Linked DNA regions of Homo sapiens: region 2 is linked to region 1. A link is an interaction called in ENCODE POLR2A ChIA-PET data of the cell type or tissue named here. Cell type or tissue: Panc1. All regions are shown on one strand. Each heading gives the region's core, and the rest is flanking DNA. Links, peaks and the distances in the headings are about the cores only.

Region 1 (2,914 bases), core at 108-2,607:
GGACCATCCTCCTGTTGTTTCAGGCCTTCCCACTTCCACATGGGCTTTGGTTCTACCGGACCCTTCAGGCTGAGGCCTTTCTCCTTTGTATCCATCGGCTTGGGCTGCCATAGTGAAATACTACGGACTGGGTGGCTTCAACAACAGAAGTTTATTTTTCACGGTTCTGGAGGCTGGAAGCCCAAGATGAAGGTGCCAGCAGGTTGGGTTTCCGCTGAGGCCCCTGTCCTTGGCCTGCAGATGGCAACCCTCTTGCTGTATCTTCCCATGCTTGTCTTACTCCCCCAACATCTCTGTGTGTCTTAATCACCTCTTCTTAGAAGGACACTAGTCATATTGGACCAGGGCCCACACTAACAGCATCATTTTAAATTAATTACCTCTTTGAAGACCCTACCTCCAAATACAGTCACATTCTGAGGTATTGTGGATTAAGACTTCAACATATGAATTTTCGGAGGAAGAGGATTCAGTCCCTAATACCTTCTACAAGCTCCATCAGCCCTACCCAACTCCCCATTCCTCCCCAGAGGTGAGAGAAGAGGGAATACGGACAAGCCTTACCTGTAGAATTTCCAAAGAAGAATGCTTCCAGAAGAACTACTACCAGATCATTTCCTCACTGAACCTGGACCACTGGACTGATCTCTCTACAACAGGCTCGGACTCTCAAACAGCCTCTTTCACCTCACCTGCCTGCTCTGCAGGTCTGAAGTGACCACATAGAAGTTACAAGTCTCCTCTTCTATAATCCCCTATGTGGTAGGTTGCTGCCAAAGATGAAGAGAGTCATGATCGCACCACTGCACTCCAGCCTGGTGGACAAAGGGAGGCTCTGTCTCAAAGAAAAAAAAAAAAGATGGCTACACCAATCCGTCCATTTTTGAATGAGTACATCATTTTTCCCATCTAGAGGTGGGGCCTATTTACCCTCACCTCCTCTCGAATCTGAGTTGACTTTTGAGGCCTGCTTTTTTTTTTTTTTTTGAGTTTTTAGAGACAGGGTCTCACTACACTGCCCAAGTTGGGTTTGAACTCCCGATCTTCCTGCCTCAACCTCCTGAGTAACTGGGACCTCAGGTGCACACCATTGTCCCCAGCTTTTTGTGTCTTGCTTTGACCAATAGAATGTAGTGGAAGTGATGCTGTGCCAGGTTAGCCCCTAGGAGGCCGGGCAGCTTCCACTTCTGCCCTGTTGAAACGCTGAGACCACCATGCTGTGGAGAAGCCCAAGTTGCCTTGTGGCGAGGCCCTGTGGAGGATAACAAAGATGTCCCAGCCAACAGCTCAGCCCAGCCAGCAGCTGCTTAGAGTCAAAAGAGTGACCCAGTTGGGACCACAGAATAATGAGAACTAATCATCATTGCTTAAGCCACTAAGTTTTGGGGGTGATTTGTTATGTAGCAGTAGATCACTGAAACACGTCTTCCCAGTTCAACTCTCCCCTGAGCTTCCTATGTGTTATCCAAGGTTTCAATCACTGTGCTCATCTCAGTGTGAGGGAATGAAATGCTTGCCTTCGTGGAAAAGAGACACGAATGGCACTGTAGAACAAAGCTGTGTGGGAGATCTCTTATAGTTCACTTCTTCTCTTGTCCTACTGGCTTCATTCTTAACTTACATGTTATTATGTGAAATTTCTATAGCAAAGAGTTATTCTTCATACAGGAGGTGCGAGCTATATAGACAAAGACTGGAGACAACCCTTATTTATTTATTTATTGAGATGGAGTCTTGCTCTGCCGCTCAGGTTGGAGTGCAATGGCATTTTCTTGACTCACTGCAACCTCCACCTCTTGAGTTCAAGAGATTCTCCTGCCTCAGCCTCCTGAGTAACTGGGATTACAGGCGCACGCCACCACACCCAGCTAATTTTTGTATTTCTGGTAGAGTCGGTGTTTCACCATGTTGGCCAGGATAGTCTTGACCTGCTGACCTCATGATCCATCTGCCTTGGCCTCCCAAAGTGCTGGGATTACAGGCATGAGCCACCATGCCCCGCCAAGACAACCTTTATTATATGGGAAATTTTTGTCGTAACTATACTCCCGGTGTGCTATGTCGTAGTATATTTATGAGGATATGAAAACCATGGTTACATAGAGATGCTCTGGAGAAACGGTGTCACTAGAAACAGGTACCATACTCCATTCCTGCACTTTAAAGTTTCACATTCGTTATGCAGTCAGCTGGGCTTTGCTGCATCGTACTGCAGTTGGAAGGTTTTTTTGTTTTGTTTTGTTTTTTCAAGTGAAAACCAAGGCACAGAGAAACTGAATGACTTATGTGGAGGCAAAGCATTGGTAGACATCAAGAGAGGCTGTTATATTCTTGACGTCAATGCTGACACAAGTCTCGTGGTGGAGTAGACACTACGTACAATAGGAAGGAGTGGGAAGGGCCAGGAGGCAGCATGGAAAAGCCCTGAGGATGAGGCCTTGTTTTGTTCATCTTGTAGCTCCTGGAACACCTTGGTAATCTGTGTGTGTTAGAGCCCATTGACTTTCACTCTGTGTCTAGAGCACAGATTTGCCTGGAGAAACCTGGGTTCAAGCCCTGGATCTCCTGCTCCCTGGCTGTCTGATACTGGCCAAATCAGTAAATATGCAGATGGTCTGGTTTCCTCACCTCCAAAATGAAGGTGTGAATACTCTACCACTCCTAATGCTTAATAGCATTCTGCAAAACATTTAGAAGTAATAGTGTTCTAGAATACCACAGGATGCTAAGGGTGTAGCTTCTGGGAAAACTGAGGCACAAGAAGATTAAATGATTTTTCCCCAAGGTTTAGAGACAATAACTGAAAGAGGTAAAACTAAAACCCAAGTCTCCCAACTTCCACTATTAGTACTAATACTATTACTACTTTCTACTTCAAAGGATTGTGGTAAGACAAAATTTAGAGTGCTTGCTT
Region 2 (2,914 bases), core at 274-2,773, 140 kb before region 1:
AGTCAGGCATGGTGTCAGTAGTCCCAGCTGCTTGGGAAGCTGAAGCAGGCGGATTGCTTGAGCCCAGGAGTTCGAGGTTACAATAAGCTATGATTGTGCCACTGCACTCCAGTGTGGGCAACAGTGAGACACCATCTCTTTAAAAAAATTACTTTTCAATAGTAATAGAAATAATACACACTTAATACAGGAAACTTGGAAAATGAAGAAAACATAAAAGTTCGCTCATAAAAACACCATCCTGAAGGCCGGATGCAGTGGCTCAAGCCTGTCATCCCAGCACTTTGGGAGGCCGAGGCAGGTGGATCATTTGAGGTCAGGAGTTTGAGACCGGCCTGGATAACATGGCGAAACCCCGTCTCTACTACAAATACAAAAAATAGCTGGGCGTGGTTCTGCGTGACTGTAATCCCAGCTACTCAGGAGGCTGAGGCACGAGAATCATTTGAATCCGGGGGTCGGAGGTTGCAGTGAGTCGAGATTGCACCATTGCACTCCAGCCTGTGTGACAGAGAAAGGCTCTGACTCAAAAAAAAAAAAAAAAAAAAAAGCCAGGCGCAGAGGCTCACGCCTGTAATCTCAGCACTTCGGGAGGCCGAGGCAGGTGGATCGCGAGGTCAGGAGTTTGAGACCAGCCTGGCCAATATGATGAAACCCCGTCTTTACTAAAAATACAAAAACTAGCTGGGCGTGGTGGCACACACCTGTAGTCCCAGCTGCTCAGGAGGCTGAGGCAGGAGAATCGCTTGAACCCAGAAGGTGGAGCTTGCAGTGAGCCAAGATCACGCCACTGCACTCTAGCCTGGGTGACAGAGCGAGACTCCGTCCAATATTTTCTCTACACATATGTGCATATGTGTGTGCGTGTGTCAGTGTGTGTGTATATATATATGGGGATCATTTTGTATGTGTACCTTTACATACTGAAATTTTTTCTCTTCATATTTTCAGGATGAGCATTTTTGAAATAGTTAAATTGATGAATACACAAGCTGCTTTTTAAGGCTCAGACTCTGGATCAAAAAGTTCTTTCCATCGAGTTTTGATTCCTTCAGCAGCTGTTTTAGAATTCAGATGGGGGCTGGACGCGGTGGATCATGCCTGTAATCTCAGAATTTTGGAAGGCCAAGAGGGCGGATCACTTGAGCTCAGGAGTTCAAGACCAGCTTTGGCAACATGGCAAGACCCCATCTCTAAAAAAAATACAGCTGGGCATGGGGGCTCACATCTGTAGTCCCAGATACTCAAGAGGCTGAGGTGAATGGATTCATTGAGCCTGGGAGGTCCAGGTTGCAGTGAGTTGTGACTGCACCACTGCAATCCAGCCTGGGCTACAGAGCTAGACTCCGTCTCAATAAAAGAATTAAAAAAAAAATACATAAATAGAAACAACAGTAAAAAAAAAAAAAAAAAAAAAGAAAGAAAACAAAAACCAATAATTCAGATGGGAACTGCCCTGTGTTTGAGTATTTCAGTGGTGGACTCCATGCTTAGAGAAAGAACTGCATGGGGGTTGGATTGAAGGCCGACCCAGGAGACTCTTGGGGTTCAGCAGTTCTAAGGCTCTGTAGAGGACCTATGTTTGTTCTGGGTACTGCAACACCTCTCTTAACGGTAGCTTTGACCTTAGGGACACAGAATGAGAAGTGACATTCCAACTATGCAAGCTCCTTCAAAATAGGAATTATTTTTTTTTGTTTTTGCTTTTGTTGTTACATCTCTATGCCCCAGGGCTCAGAACTTGGCCTGACACATAGTAGGTATCAATAAAGTTGATGGATGAAGGCCGGGTGCGGTGGCTCATGCCTGTAATCCCAGCACTTTGGGAGGCTGAGGCAGGCAGATCACCTGAGGTCGGGAGTTTGAGACCAGCCTGACCAACACGGAGAAACCCTGTCTCTACTAAAAATACAAAATTAGTTGGGCATGGTGGCTCATTCTTGTAATCCAAGCTACTCGGGAGGCTGAGGTAGGAGAATCACTTGAGCCCGGGAGGTGGAAGTTGCGGTGAGCCGAGATTGCACCACTGCACTCCAGCCTGGGCAACAAGAGCATCTCAAAAAAAAAAAAAAGTTGATGGATGAATGAATCAATAAATGAATTAGTGAGTGAATGGATGAATGAATGAATAAAGTGGAGAAGGTGGACAGGTGCCTATTGATGTGAATTAGACATCTTCTTACAATCCCACTTTGGCCTCAAACAGCTCCTCTCCATGCCTCAAGTTCCACCATGAGATTATTTTTTCCAGCCAGTCTTTTTTTACACTTTTTTTTTTCACCAAAAGCAAGCATCCCTCAGAGGGCTACCTGTTTCCGTTAAACAGCCTTTGCAAATACATTGATGCTGGGATTTTAGGAAGGGGATTTCCTACAGTTTGGCATAGTCAATACTGTTCTAGGTAAACCAGCTTCCTAAGCCAAGTTCTCTGTCCTTTTAAATATTTATAAAGCAATTGTGTGCCCATCGAGGGTGTTTTCCCCGGAAGCAAGGAGACTTTGCCATTAAAAGCTCAGGGAATGGAGAGCAGAGAGGTCAGTCAATGGACTCTTCCCAATAAAAATTCTTTATGGGTGACATTGTTCCTCCTGGCAAAGATGGAATAATCTGGCATGGGAAAGAGTGCAACCCCACAACTTGGAGACTTTCTCTTAGAAGACTGGTAAAGAGCAGAACTTGCTTCCTCTTGGTTGTCACCTAAAGAGCTGACTTACAAAAGATTTCTCCATAAGGGCATAGCCTAGAGCAAGCCCAGGTTTACTAAGCCACCTTTCTGTTTAAGTGTCCCCTCTACCTTGTTCAATTCTCCCTAACCCTGCTTTAATCTTTCTTCATAGCATCTCTCAACACACGATATTCTATATATTTGTGTATTTATCTCCTTTCCAACTAGAATAAGACCCCACAAGAATAA

What was found. Peaks named below come from ENCODE experiments on the same cell type or tissue, not always from the same donor. Only the 100,000 strongest peaks of a DNase experiment are listed, where the experiment ranks them.
Region 2: POLR2A ChIA-PET joins it to region 1 with 7 read pairs; 4 of 35 experiments call an interaction of 5 or more read pairs at or near these places.

Annotation. Positions count from the first base shown.
Region 1 is chr3:23,641,583-23,644,496 of GRCh38, reverse strand. It overlaps the pseudogene RNU6-788P. Among named protein-coding and RNA genes, the nearest start is that of UBE2E1, 160 kb to the left of the region's middle. In Panc1, for the core only: no CTCF peak of the experiment used is centred there; no DNase peak of the experiment used is centred there; H3K27ac peaks cover 271 bases.
Region 2 is chr3:23,785,697-23,788,610 of GRCh38, reverse strand. No RefSeq gene overlaps it. Among named protein-coding and RNA genes, the nearest start is that of UBE2E1, 19 kb to the left of the region's middle. In Panc1, for the core only: no CTCF peak of the experiment used is centred there; no DNase peak of the experiment used is centred there; H3K27ac peaks cover 84 bases.